Regions from separate parts of the Mus musculus genome. Here region 1 is linked to region 2. A link is a loop called in an ENCODE intact Hi-C map of the cell type or tissue named here. Cell type or tissue: left cerebral cortex. All regions are shown on one strand. Each heading gives the region's core, and the rest is flanking DNA. Links, peaks and the distances in the headings are about the cores only.

Evidence for each region. A loop is a pair of places that touch in the nucleus more often than their neighbours do. Peaks named below come from ENCODE experiments on the same cell type or tissue, not always from the same donor. Only the 100,000 strongest peaks of a DNase experiment are listed, where the experiment ranks them.
Region 1: a loop joins it to region 2, with 5 times the contacts of the local background. A loop is called at or near these places in 2 of 42 quality-filtered maps.

What each region holds. Positions count from the first base shown.
Region 1 is chr14:39,673,835-39,681,527 of GRCm38, reverse strand. All of the region lies in intron 2 of 1700109I08Rik (RIKEN cDNA 1700109I08 gene), which reads right to left. Among named protein-coding and RNA genes, the nearest start is that of 1700109I08Rik, 22 kb to the right of the region's middle. In left cerebral cortex, for the core only: no CTCF peak of the experiment used is centred there; DNase peaks (open chromatin) are centred at 3,034 and 3,748.
Region 2 is chr14:40,302,480-40,310,172 of GRCm38, reverse strand. No RefSeq gene overlaps it. Among named protein-coding and RNA genes, the nearest start is that of Gm24388, 120 kb to the left of the region's middle. In left cerebral cortex, for the core only: no CTCF peak of the experiment used is centred there; DNase peaks (open chromatin) are centred at 1,658, 2,145 and 3,643; H3K27ac peaks cover 317 bases.

The DNA of each region.
Region 1 (7,693 bases), core at 1,685-6,684, 630 kb after region 2:
CACTTGGGAGGCAGAGGCAGGATTTCTGAGTTCGAGGCCAGCCTGGTCTGTAAAGTGAGTTCCAGGGCAGCCAGGGCTACACAGAGAAACTCTATCTCAAAAAAAAAAAAAAAAAAGAATGAAGAAAATAAGTTTAATTCACAAAAATCACTTATATACTTGCATTGAACCACATGGCAATGAAATTATAAAATGATTCATGTTGTAAAATTGTCAAAAACACTGTAATACAAAGAACTTTAACCAAAAGAGTATAAATTTTATATCAAAGACTATTAAACTTACAGAATGAAATTGAGTAAATCTTGAAAAGAAAGACATCCCATATCCATGGAGTAGAAATTCTACTGTATTTATGATGCCTCTCCTCCTCAGGCTTCAGGGAAACAGAACCACTAAGATGTGTCTAAGGGGATGCTCCTGGGAATTTGCTCATATAGTTTAGAGACAATAGGAGTCCCTGCATGCTTACTTAGCAAGCTAGAGATACAGAAAAGCCGATGCCATGGCTCCATTCTGAATCTCAGAGCCAGGAAACTAGACCAGCTGATAAAGTTAGTTCCTCATAGCGAGCTGGCAGGCCAGGGAATGAACCAAGAGCTCAGAGTAAGTCTGAAAGCAGAAGAAAACCAATTTTCTACTTCAAAGCAGTTCTAGTCAAACTTTCAATTGAAATGAAAAAAAAAAAATCAATTAGGTAAAACAATCAATTTTACTAAATCTAAAAATCCCAACAGTAATCTCATCTGAAAACACTCTCACTTATAAGTCCAGGATAATAATTGACCCAGTAACTGGACACTACATGGCCAATCAAGTTGACATATACATTAACCATGGTAAGCTCAGCTTTTATAAATTGATTTCTAGACTCGATACTGATAAAAATCTATGCTACTTTTTTTGTACAAGTTTGCTAGCTGATCCAGCTGCTTATATGGGAAAGCAAGGTAGCCAGAGTTAATAAAACATTTATGGGAAAAAAGAAAGAAGTTTGGAGAAAGTAAATTACCTAATTTCAACCTTAATTTTTCTATAATACATAATTTTACAGCAGCTCAAATGCCCTCAAATGAATGAATAGATGAACAAAACATAGTGTACTTGTATAATGGAATATTTGTTGTCAATAACTAAGAAATTAATGTAAATACACAGAGAGAGCCAGAGACAGCAACAGTGACAGAGAAAAACAGAAAGGCAGACAGATGATAAAGACAGATGATAGATAGACAGACAGACAGACAGACAGATGAGAGTTAGGTAGATGACAGATGAAAGATAGATGATAGATAGTACCCTGTAAATGTACTAAACTAAAGGTGATTATGGTAAACAATAAGGTACATGATTTACTTTTATAAACTCTTCAGAGTAGGTAAGTCTTTACAAACAAAATGAGAGAATGTGTGAAGAATGACACATAAATTCTAATAAGTATACATGCGTGTGTATTATAACTTACATAAAAACCTGTGGATATCAAAAGCCATTAACTTATATCATCTAACTGAATGTATTCTAAGGTACATGAATTGTATGTCAATAAAGTGTTACCCTACTTTTGCTTACAAAGGGGAATTAGTGATAGCCTGATAATCAGTGCCTTCAGACTTCAAGATATGCAGGCACACATGACTGATCTAGCCTTGGGGAGAAAAGTTAGTTCTTTTTACCTATCCATGAATTGGAAGAGTCATACTCCTCCGCAATGCCAAGCCACAGGTAAAAAAAAAAAATAAGTCAATATAGCTACTACCAAACTGCATCCTCCTTTAACCTCAACACCTCTCAGCAACCATGTATTACAACCTTGTAGTCTCTGGTATGCTAAGAGGACAGCATTGGATTGCCATTTGTTTTCTGTGCGTCTAGTAAAATGATCAATTCTGGATGGATGAGTGCTCCTACAAGAAGGGACTGGTCCTTATTAATGACCAGTTTCTATGGGATCTACAGAATGAATCATAGATTCCAGTACTGCTGAGGATAATACAAATGTGCTCATCAGGATATTTCAAACCAGTATCAGAGTGAACGAGGTCAGTAAAGTTCACCAATGTGTACCCAAGATAATTCAGTTTGATACCCTGTATGGAATGGAAGCCAGTTCTGTCTACTTCTTAAGACTACTTTTTTCAGTAACCTAGTTAAGACCTCAAATCAATGTCCTTCCTATGAAATCTCCTATGAAACTTCCTGGACAGAAGCTCCAATGGTGGGAACTTGGCAAACGTTCCATTCTCAGGCTCCACTCTCTTTGAATAAGCAGGGTTTTTTTTTTTTCCTGGATATGATAATAGGGAGCAGTACTATTAGCTGGCAAAGTTTAAGACCTTTATTTTCAAGGAAGATGTCGAGGAAAACCTGTATTAAAAATGTTAAGCTCAGTGCTGTCCTTCAAGGACTAGATCATCTTTGTCTAATGATGACTTAGGCAGCCTAACAACTTCCCACTGGTGTTGGAATATTTTTATTAACTAGAAGTGTAACACGTAAAGAAAGTCTCCCAGTCTGTATTAAGAATGGAGACAATTCTGGGTGGCTGAGATTCATCAAGGTAAAAAAAAAAGAGCCCGTCCCTAACTCATGCTTAGAAGTGGCAGACTTAGTACAATATTTAGTATATTTTCAGGCTGAGCCAAGAAGTGAAAACCTATACACTAATGCCAAAAAGCTTCCAGCCTCCACTTTAGAAGGAACAGGTTTTTATGTTTCCAAAGAAACAGAAATAGCAGGTATGAATCCTACCTTGAACTATATCCAGTTCTAAGTCTCCAGGATTAGAAATGTCCCAAGGAAAATAGAGAAGCCTGTGTGGTCACCAAATGAGAACACAAAAGACCAGGAACATCTCAACATCTGCAAGCTCACAAAGTCCCACAGTCTTGTTGTGTAATGTTAAGGAGTGGATTACTTCCCCTCCTTACCAGCACATGTACATTAAGTGGAGGCAGAGACACAGATTTCTAGTGTTTAAGAAAAAAATAAGCATGCCCCAGGGTGACTCAAAGTCACAATAGAAAACACCTTCCAAGGAAGCCCACACAGCGTCTCCAAGTTAGAAAGAAACGCTATTTTAAGCTAATTCTTGGCTAAGTGTATGAGTGCATCTTACAGCTAATGTATGAGTGCATAAATACATGGCCATATGTGTCACTGTATCTCTAGAACTAAAGATGGAATGGTATACAAGACAAGATATAGAGCACATCAATTATGGAGTTTCATCTACAAAATGAAAGCCCAATTGAGGAAAAAACAAGAAATGCCCTGGAGGCGGGTCCATTAAAAGTGATAAACTAAACCAAGAGACATATAACAATTAAAAGGCAAATAGTCTTAGGTAGCACTGCTTAATGGACCAGTCATAAAACCATAAGCAGGTCTACTTAACCAGTCCACTCTCTGACTTGTTTTGGTGGAACCTTCCCCTTTCCACCCCCCCCAACCCCCACCCCCCCCCCAAAAAAAAAGATTACAAGCATTACTGGGTGAGAAGGAGGCAGGACTTCCAGGTAGGGGAAGAAGAGGGAACTCAGGAGAAAGGAACTTGTTTTTGGACTGTGGGAGGAAGGGACACAGGCAGAATGTAGGAAGCTGGTGACAGTTGGTTCATGGAGGATCCGCCCACCAGAAGATTTCTAACATAGATTAGTTTGTAAAATTAAGATGCTAGATTCCGTGCCCAACGATTGTGTCATCTGTTGATTCTAAACTAAGATTGAGTAGTGTTTTCCTTCATGTGGCGTCTCAACTGGGTTGCAGAGAAAGGCACAGAGGCAGAGCATGGTGTGCCAGAGTGCACCCCAGCCAGCCACAGGAATTTGGAAGCACGGGAAATAAGTGGCAACAGCCAACCATGGGAAGTTAGTGAGCCAGGAGCTCCGGAGAAACAGAGCTGGCGTGGGTGAGACAAGCCCTGGCTAAAAGGAAAGAGTGTGGTATCGACCTGTCAGCTGGGCTTGAGACAGACTAAGGCCGCTGCCTAGCCTGTGATGGCATGGGATGCTTTTCTCAACATTTCACAGGACAACTTGTCTGCTAAGGAGGAAGAACCAAGAGCCTTCAGGAGGGTGTGACATTTGACTGTTTAATTTGTTTTTGCAATCTCCATTTCAAAGTCCCATTGATAATCTTGCTTTACAGCCCCACTGCTGGTACCATTTTGCATTGTTATGGCACTGCCAAGTTCATTAAGGCATCTAACAAAGGTATACACATTAAATAGTTGTTCCCTAGGTGGTGCTGTTGGGACTTGCAGCTGACCTTTAGATGGCAAGGTCACTATGAGGAGGTCCTTGAGCAAAGGAGTGGACCCTTATGTGTCACTTGCAGGCCTTGCTCTCTTCTTTCTCTGTCTCAACTCTAGGTCTAGCATGGTGTGACCATAGGCTTTTCCACCCTTTCTCTTTGTTCCCTGGAATAATGACTCTGAGACTTCATATGTATGAATAAATGCCTAAACCATAAGGCTTGGCTCAATTCTGCTAGCTCATAACTCAACTATCTCATTTAAATTAGTTCAAGTTTCACCATGTGTTTAGTTACCTCTCCTCAGGTCACTCAACTGCTTCCTTCAGCATTTGGAGTGAATCTCCCATGCCTGACTATTTCTCAGAATCCTATCTCTCTGTCTTCTGGATGTCCCACCTTCTAATCCAGCTAAACTCATTGGCCATAGACTTCTCATTGACCGGTGGTGATTATACACACTATGTAAAGAGTCTTTCTACAGCACAGTGGTGATGTGCCATCCAAGTCAGAATAACTGTACCAATCATGTCAGATTGGGACTAGCAGGAGACTTATTTGATTGAATTTTCTAGGTATTTGATTAAAAATTCTTGAAGTCTTCCAATTAAAGCTGAATGTGTAGGGACAAATTCATGCTGGAAAACAAAGGTAGATGTCAGCCAGAAAGACTAATGTATATATGAACATTTAGGGGAAAATGACCAAACGTGAAGAACATTCCCCTTATTTTATGTCAAAAGGACACCTTGGATAACGAATAAAACTGCTGTTAGAAGTAGTTCCACTACACAGGAATCCAAGATTTTCCAAATAAAAGCAAAAGAGCTTAACTACTCCCAAATGATTCTACAATGAAAATCTCACAATTTAAAAATATTGTATTAGGCAGGAGGATTGATGTGGATTTACAATGAGCACTACCTGACCATTCTGCAAGAACAACCCTGTGTCACTTTATTTATTTACCTATGTATATAAAATGTCATTTATATGTAATACATAATATATAATTATATATTTTATGTAGATGGAAACTCACAATCAAACTTTTTGAGGTATTAATTATAAAATTTATTAAATTCTTCCAAAAATAAGAAAAAGCTCTTATACTTGAGGCAAAAGTGTTCAAAAATATGAAAGAAGACACAGAAAAAAAAGAATATATTATAAAAATAACAAAGCTGAAAGTTTCTTCTTTGAAATGCAAGCAATTATATCTACATATCCAGACATACAGATATGTATCTGTGTTTGTATATATGGACACACATATATGTATATACATACACATATATGTACATGTGAACATACACATATGCATCAGGAAAATATGCTACCATACTATAGATTCCAAACTGAGGGTAGAAGTGAAAGGATCTTGTAAAACAATTTCTAGCAATAAATATTCAAATATAAATCAAATGAACTATTTTCTGAAGAAACCACAATTCATAGATGATGAAAGGATCTTAAAGTTCTAAATCTAGAAAGAAAATGGAATGTGTGCAAACCACTTTCAAGATCCACTGGCCACTGTGTGGATTAATATTTCAAAATTTTAAAAGCAATCACACGTAAGATGTTAATATATCATCTAATAATGTGTATTGAAGAAGGGCAAAGTGGGTTTAACAATAAGTTCATTGTAATTATTCATATCAACAAGTATTTGTAATATTGTGCTCAAATCTCAAGCTATGAATGAGATGGCTTCTGAATGATGGCTAGTGCAGGTGCTTTCTCAATGGATGGACATCATAGAGTTTGCACCCACAGACTCAGATGCCGCATTTCAGCTTTTATTTCAGCACTTATAAGGCAGAAGACTCTCCATGACTTCCAAGCAAACCAGAGCTAAATAATAAGTTCCCCATCTCAAGTAAATAAACACAGCATGATATGATTATAAAATATATAATGTGTACATGTAGAATAATATTTATGGGTTTATCTATCCTGATGACAATACTATGTTGCATTATAATACAGTATATAAAAAGTAATAGTAGTAAGTTTAAATCATCTACCATAGTTCTTATTAGGAGGGTTATTTTGCAAGTCAAAGTCTTTTTGAAAAATGGCATTCCATGTGTTTAGCTGGATTGACTAAAATGATAAAAATAAAGTGTTAGAGCAATTGAGCTTCTTTACTTTCACAATCCACTATTGTAGTACTTCTCCCCTTTAACATTTCATGAATTTCTTGTAGGTTTTTTTTTTTTTTTTTTTTTTTTTTTTTTTTGGTCAAGTGTAGAACTTTTGCTTCTGTGACTATAGAGTTTAGCAAATTTCAATACAGAGTCTCAGCACCTTGTTCTAGATAAATATTTTGGCACTCCTTGATATACTAGCAACACACTGTGGGTACAATCAATCACTCCTGATATATGCACCAACATGAATCAGCTCAAAATCCTCATACTGAATACAGAAACATACATACAAAAAACAAATCACACAACAATAAATAACACTAAAATAGAGATTAAAACAAGCAAAATAAATACAAAAAGATCGATCTAGAATAACAACCACAAATGTAGTAAAGAGACCCTACTGGAAAGTAGCCAGAGAAAAGTTTCTTGGAAAGAAGATATACACGTTTCCACCTAAGTGATAAGTACATGAAAAATACGTCTGAAAAAGCAAAGGCTTCAAATATACACACACATATATATATATATATATATATATATATATATATATATATATATATATATATATATATATATGATATACTCTGGTAGTCTGAGTCAGAAATACCCTCCATAGGCTCATATACTTGAACAATTAATCTCCCCTTTGGAGGCGCTGTTTAAGAGCTTCTAAAGTAGTTTGGAGGTAAAACATTACTAAAGAAGCAAGTCGCTACAATAGGCTCTAAGGGCTTATAGACCCACCACACTTCCTGTTCTTGCTTTCTGCTTCCTGCGAGTATACACAAATATCCTCCACTAGTTTTCAGCTTCTTCTTTCATGCCCTCTTTGTCATCATGGACTGAAATATTAGTGCAAAACAAAAGCCTTCTTCCCTAAATTACCTTTGTCAGAGGGTTTTATCACAGAATCAGAACAGTAACTTATAAAAATAATTTATTAAATATATTTCATGATAGGCATAGCATTTGGGTTGACATGGTAACAATATTCACTATAGTGGGGATGTACACTAGGAAAAAATTCTCTGCAGTAGTTTGATAATACTTTCACTATTAGTCTCTAAATCTGTAGTTATCCAAGGGAAATATGTGGATAAAGTAAAAAAATAACTTGGCTTTCTCTCTAAGTTATAGTTTATAATTCTAACAAGTGAAGCCTGGACCTTAGAGTCTTCTAGTTAAATAGTGTTATTAGTACCTAGTATTAAATGATGCATTTTTAAAGATAAAGAGATAAGAGATTGTTCTATAGGTGTGTGTGGTGAGGTGTGGGGGAA
Region 2 (7,693 bases), core at 1,491-6,490:
TTTGTAAAAAAATAAAATTGAATTCAATATTGAACTGAAATTGACTAAGGCTATTACCCTCTTATTCTCTTGCTCTTACTCTTGTTCTTTTGCTCACCCCTCTCTGCCTTCCCCCCCCCCCTACGTGGCCATGGCTGCCCTCTACTTTTCTACTCTCTCCTTCTCTCTACCTTTCTACAATAAACACCTACTAGGATTTGTCCTAAGAGATGATCTGAAGCCAGCATGGATAGAATTGGTGATATATTTGCAATAGTGCACAAATGTGTTGACTAGAATGCAAGGAGCACCATGTACTCTCTCCTTCAACAATGATGATTCTCTCATCGTTGTCTTTGCATATTTCTTGTTATATTTTAGACTCTGCTACTTCAATACTTAAATGTTGTAGTTAATTTAATTTAGTTGCATATAAATTGGAAGCTCTTCTATACTATTGGCTTAGATAATATCCAAAGACTTGGACTTAATATGTTTCCTTAAAAATCCTCTGAGTGTCATTTTCACATACGAAAATCTTTCTTTATCTATAAGCAAAAGAGTTCTACATCTCTGAGGTTTTCTAACCCTGTTCATAGTAAATGGAACAAAATATCAATATTTTTAGAAATATTACTTTGTTTTTTATTTCGAGATAGGGTTTTTCTGTGTAGCCCTGGCTGTCCTAGAACTCACTCTGTAGACCAGGCTGCCCTCGAACTCAGAAATCCACCTGCCTCTGCCTCCCAAGTGCTGGGATTAAAGGCATGTGCCACCATTGACCGGCTAATATTAACTTTTAAGCATCTGGGCAGTCTATTAATATCTATTAACATTTTAGAAAGTTCAGACAGGTTCAGATATGAGAAGTTCATGAACTTGTATATCATATATGTTCTGCTTTTATGCTAGGAAATTTAAAATATCAGTAAAGTTCAGGCAACAAAAGCATTATCCAATGTAACTTATTGACTATGCTGCTTTTCTAGCAAGTGAAGGATGTCTAACTGATACTGAAACAAAATTTCAATTTTCATCACAATGCTTGCTTATCAGTCACTAATTACTCATTTAATGTTTTATTCACTCACAATATACCTTATATTTAGTTACAAACGTTTATAGAAATTGCCTTTAAAGAAGTGGGACAATGGATTTCTGGAAGATCAAGTGTAGACACTTGCATATCAGAATGTCTTCACTGCTTAGTTGTGTGGTGATTTTATATCTTCTTAAATGTTCCTTAGCCTAAAACGAGAGGGCAATATAGTCTAATTAATCTTTAAAATCCTGTCATTTGTGATATGTACAAGGCTTGGCAAAACAGCTCGGAAGTATCTTTTCCTCAGAGGCCAGGTGGTTGCTGCCACTATATGTGCTTGCCCAAAACCTAAGTCTGGATTTGTCATAAAATACTGAGAAGAGGAAAGAGAGGCAGACAGCACTGAGCCCCGCTGTGATTCATATCATGTTTCCAACGAAAAATGTGTTGATAGAAAGGTCAAGGAACAGGAGGAGACTGAGGCTGAAATGAGAAACCGAGATGCACACAGCTCAAACTCTTGCTTCCTTTACCTTGAAAGGGAACATAAGGTCTTCTTTGAAACAGTAGTTCTCCAATCACCCACACCTTGTTGAATCCAGGATGCCATGCAACCAAGCACCCACCAGTCTGCAGCCTTCTGTGCTGCCCCACGCAAAATCTTAACTTCCCACTCACAGCTGTTCTCCCATCATGCCTCACAGTCTTTAGCAACACACTATGTGCCCAAGGTATGGGCTTAGATGAAAGATTCTCAGAATACAGCCTTCCTTGCAATCATCTGTCAAATCTGTTAAATATTCTGAGGTATAACCCCAATATCCCAATAGCTTTCTCTGGTGTTTTGGAAGTGGTGTCCTAAAGAATAAATATTTGACACTCAGAGAGGACTTGAATAGTCAGCTCTCGGACTGTACAAAAAAAACCCCATAACAAACAACAAGCAAAACCAAAACAAATCAAAAAAAAAAAATCCCAATGACCAACCAACCAAACAAACAAACAAAAAATCTCTAACAAAGTTCCCATGTGTTCTTAGACCACACAAGAAGTCTCTGAGCTTGTCACTGTGTTTGTGACATCACTACTTTGAGTTCTTTTCTTTAGCACAAAGATGATCCTGCTATTTTTAAACCATTCCATTTTTATGGTGCAACACATCCCACAGCTTTTAAAATCTGCTGTATATGCTGTCTTATATGTATGTCTATATATAATTATACATATGTTTAAATAATTCAATCCTCCTTGAACACTATATTAATAGTTTAATATGTAGCATGTTTCTATTTATATGAAAGTGTCTATCTGTGTTCCCATATGCCATATACTTTGCATGAAAAATTTAAATTATAATATGCTTTTATTTATCAAAATATATTATATAGATGCATAGAGAACTTTATGTATTTACAGTATACACAGCATATTATATTCAACATTTATTTAATATGCATTATCTTTCACTTACAGATTGGTAGGTTTATTATAAATACAAGAGAGAAAAAGCAATTATGGAAAGAAAAATGAAGCAAATACATTGTATCAATGTGCCAGGGACTTTAAAGATTTATCTCATTGATCCAGTATGTCATTGTATTAACTCTAACAAAGCTCTTCTGACAACAGTAGAAAGTAGGTATAATAGCACATCACGGCTTTCATAGAGAGTGACCACATTATTATCAGAGGAGAGATAAACATGAAATTAATCTTCTCTGGGAGCTTGTATGTGGCTTTGCTTAAATTGGTCTCCTTTGTCTGATTTTTAAGATAAGCATGCCTATGTGTGAGATAGTATTTTAGGTATTAAAAGCCCAATGATAAAATGGACAAAAAAGTCATTGCATATATAAAATCATACTATAGTTAGGAAATTAAGATGTAAAGGAAAGAGTAAATCAGACAAGAAATGATTCTACTTGTAGAGGGCAGAAGGGAGCCTGGCAATGTACAATGGAAAAGATAATGCAAACACTTCCAAGGGCCTAAAAGTTGTTCACTTTGTCGAAGAATAAAATGATCAGAAGAGAGGTGATGAGGAATCTGACAGGTTGAGAAAAATGGGCATTTTTGTTGTTCTGTTTTTTTTAACTTACACTTCAATCAGTAGTAAGTTTTTGAAAGGACAATTAAGAGGTTAAATCAGTGACACATGTACAAGGCTGCTGACTGCTGTGCTGGACTGAATCTCACCAACAGGTGAATGGATAAACACTGTCAGCCATAATAGATACTACTCAACAATAACATGGACCAACAAAAATGAATCTTAAAATAATTATATTGAATAAAAGAAGCTATATATGTAAGGATGTAGATTGTAAGATTCCATTCAACTAAGTCCAAAAAAGAAAGTAACACTTTTCATTCAAATATTTAGCAGTGGTATAGTATATACAATGGACTTTTGGTTTAGCCATTCATTCAATGCTGTTAAGCACTGGTAATCTTCCAGGCATTCTACTGTCCTCAGCCAAGTGAAACGCATCAATGAAATCACTAAATCTGGTTTAAAAAACAATAGGTCCTGAAGCAAATTATAATCTGAGACTCAAGAGCTGGAAAAGAACAAAGCAAGTGAAATGAGTGGGAGGACCATTTCAGAACAGAGACTACATACTCCATAGCTGTGAGAGTACAACAAGTCTAGAGGATGAAGAAATACACTGCGAATCTGGATTCTGGGTCAGAGAGCTTGTAACGAGAAGGAATGGGTCTCTCAATGTTCGGAGAGTTAAGTCTCATTTTCACTCTCATCTTAAATCAGATCCAAGTGGAAGAAGTTTCCTCATTTGAGCTATGTTTTGGTAAATCTCTGAAGTTTTGTAACAAATGACCACTTATAGTAGAACCTGGACACAAAGAAGATACAATTTCAGTTATTTTCACATGAGATAATGGTAATAGCAAAAATAATTCTGCTAGAAATGGAAAGCTGCATACATTTTAAATATATGAAACATACTTCAATATATTTGATAGGACAGTTAGTTGCATTGACTGACAAAGGGAAAAAAGATGTTTTGTGAGAAAATTCAGGATGATGCAATTTACTATTTGTGGATGTGAAGACAATCTCATAGTCAAATGCATTTAGAATTACCTAGGTGACATATACTGTGTAGGTCTGTAAGGGTGTTTCCAGAGCAGGAAGGAAAGACTCACCCTGAATTTGTTAGGTACCATCTTACAGCCTAGAATTCCATAGTGAAGACAAAGGATAAAAGAGGAAGCCAATGGGGTACTAGCCAACATCTCTTTCCCTGCTTATACACTCTTCCTGCCTGTAGAAGCAATGTGACCAGCTTGTCTGTGGTCTCTCCACTGCACCTTCCCTGTCCTTATAAACCTTCAAACAATAAACTCTTTCTTCCTCAAGTTGCTTTAGTAAAGTATTTTGTCACAGTAAGAAGACAAATAACTAAGACAGCAGTCATGTGACCAACAACTTTATTACATTTCTCAGCTGCTCAGATGTTTCCCTCACTTTCCCACTTGTATTAACATTTGAGGTTCATTAATAAGATTTCAGTTCTTCCCATTCAAGAACAGGATTTCTTCTGCCTCCTGCCTTCTACATATTTATTCATGTGATTTGTTTTGGTAAATTAAGCAGAAGCAGAAGTGATGTGGACTACTTCAAGGTATGAATTTTATGTGTCTACACATTACTTACCACATCTTTATAATATTATTCCAGTGGTCATGTACAGAGATTGAAACCTCCATTGCTCTAAATTTCAGAATGTCTCCAATGCATTGAAGACTTGATTCTACTACTGAGATATGTTCTCCTCATGTTTGGCACTCTACTCATCTTCTCTTCCATGCCTGGAAAATGGAATCAACACAGATGCCTATCAATTGATGACTGCATAATGAAAACATGGTCTATATACACAGCACAATTTTCTTCATCTATACATAGAAATAAAATTATGAAATTTATAATTAAAGGATAAAACTGGAAAATATATACTGAGTAAGCGAATCTATACACACAGAACAAATGTTGCTTGTTCTCATTAAAACATGACTTCTAGTTAGGATTCTCTAATTTTGTGTCCTTCACCCTGAGTTCCTTTGAAGGCCAGCAGTCTAGAAGGAGTATGTTAAGAGGAGGATGCCTTGAGGTAGTGATACTATTCCCTGGAATAGTTCCATAGATTCTAAACATCCTATACCACAGAGACTTGCTCTTGTAGCTAGGAGATGGAATCAACCAACAAATGGATAATGACAATGTGGTAAATATATACTATGAAATACTGTTCAACTGTAAAGAAAACTAAATCATGAACTTTGCTGGTAATTGGATGTAACTTGAATAATCATATTGAGTAAAGTGACCATATTCTCTCTACAGGGTGCTCCTAGGTCCAAATCTTCAGATGAAAGTACATATCCTGGAATACCTACAGAAACTAGGGAAGTTAAAAGGAACTGTTGCCTGGATAGAGGGTTGGGAAAGCAATAGAGAGGGGAATAGAAGGTATGAGAGATTTTATCTAAAAATATGAAAAATGGGGAGGCTGTAATAAAGGAGAGAAGAGATGATAAATACAGGAGAAAGAGAGTAAAATAATAGTAAGGGTGTCTGCAAAAGTTAAAGAAATTATACTATTAACTATCTACTTAAGTAAAACCATAATTCACACAAGTACATTTATAAATATCCACATACAGTTTAAATTAAAATTTCTTATCTGAAATGACAGTGCTCTCTCTAGTAGCCAAAAGTCATATAACAAAAACCCAACACCAGGCACAAGAATACCTCTTGTGAGTTGTTAGGATTATCCCAAAGACTCCCAAAATATAACAGGATACTGCTATTATCCTTACCTTTCCTCAAGGCAAATGAAAAGGCAAGTCTCTATTGTTGAAGACTTCATACACTTCAAAATCAGCATTCAGAGACCCCGAGCAGAGCTAACCTGAAAGCTTCCTTTTTGATGACAGGCTTTCATTGTACTGTAAGGTGATTGCAAGTTTCCAAAAGAACAAACAGTCCTCCCTACCTATGTCAACTATGAACCACAACTCTGCCCGACTTGGCATGGTAACCCCAAGGGTACAGTAGTAGCTCTCATACCTTTGTAACAACCAATAACTCTCTAATTGGACTTCAGATCTGCTCAAAAAGAAGGAAATTACACCTGGTACTAGAAGCCCAGTCAACCACCCATCACCAGAGAAGTCATGAATCTTGGAGGAACACCTACAAATGATATTTTATTAAAGCAACATGACCTCCAATTATATTTTAAATATTTCTTCTTATACTCAAAAATTAGCATACACTTCTCATCAAAGAAACTTCCCTTTTCAACAGAGAACATTACAGAAAATCATGACCAATCAAAATGGAGAATATGACGTCTAAATCCAATGGAACATCTACAAAACAACCTCTGAACTTAAGCTAAGGGATTGCTGCACAGAAGGAGCATAAAGATTGTAAGGGTCAGAGGATGGAGGAGTTTGGTGTGAGATTGTGTGTCATAGCAATATCAGAAGCTACAGCCATAGAGTCTTAACTTTAATATGACTGTCTATACATGAGATGATCAAGAATAGCAACAATAGACAAACTAAAGTGGACGGGAGAAAAATTCTATATGAAGAAATATGGACAACTAAAAATACAAAAAGAAATAATCTTTCCCAGGGAATTTATAGGTTTTTAAATAAGAATTCCGTGTGACTGGTTTGGGATAATTCCTTAAGAGATGGTCAGGGAAAACCCAGACCCCAAACAATACATACTCTTACTGTTCCTATTGGTTGTTAACCAGAACTAGACAAGTTAGCCCTGTTTTCGAAGACACCACACAATTTGTTTACATGATATAAAGCAGGCAGAAACTGAGATGGAAGTTTCCCATTTCTGGCTAGCATTCATAAACTTGAAGATCCTATGCATGACACCAGAGGAGAAAAGTTATAAGGAGCTTTACCTCACTGAGAACCTAATAAACTCCAATACCAAACTGGCAGGCAGAATGTGGCAGCTTATGTAATCATGACATAGAATTTACAACCACTTGATAACTGGATTTGAGGCCTCATCTATAGAAGTAAATCTCTACCTAATACAGTAAATCCACTCAGATCCTAGTACAGTAAATCCTTGGGTGGGAGGATCATAGGCTGTGGGGGAGGGATGCTTAATTTTTAGAGGTAAATTGAAATAATGTCAAACTATCTTCTAAACATATATGTTCAAACCAGTAGACAATCAGCACTCTTAATCTTAATCAGCAAAGTGTTTCTTTTTAATGGGTGACAGTTAATGAGAAGAGACTTCTAGTTGAACAAAGAACTAAGAATAAGTAACAGTTGAGTGTTTATACATAAATAAGACATTTATCATATCTGTTCTGAACATTTCTCCAGAAACATTGTAATATAAGCATGGAAAGAATGTAAAAACCAGAAAAGGACTGGAAAATATCATCTTCTGGGGAATACATAGACATTGTAACCATGAAGTCTCAATAACTACAGACGATTGCACAAATCATCAACACAAGAAGGGACCCATGAACAGTTAAGCAAAAATGGCCCTCACAGATGAAATAAAAATGGTCTTCACAGCTGAAATATTCCCTAAAGACAGATTCATGGAAAGATAGAGTTATTGCCTTTAATTGTTACTGTTGACTC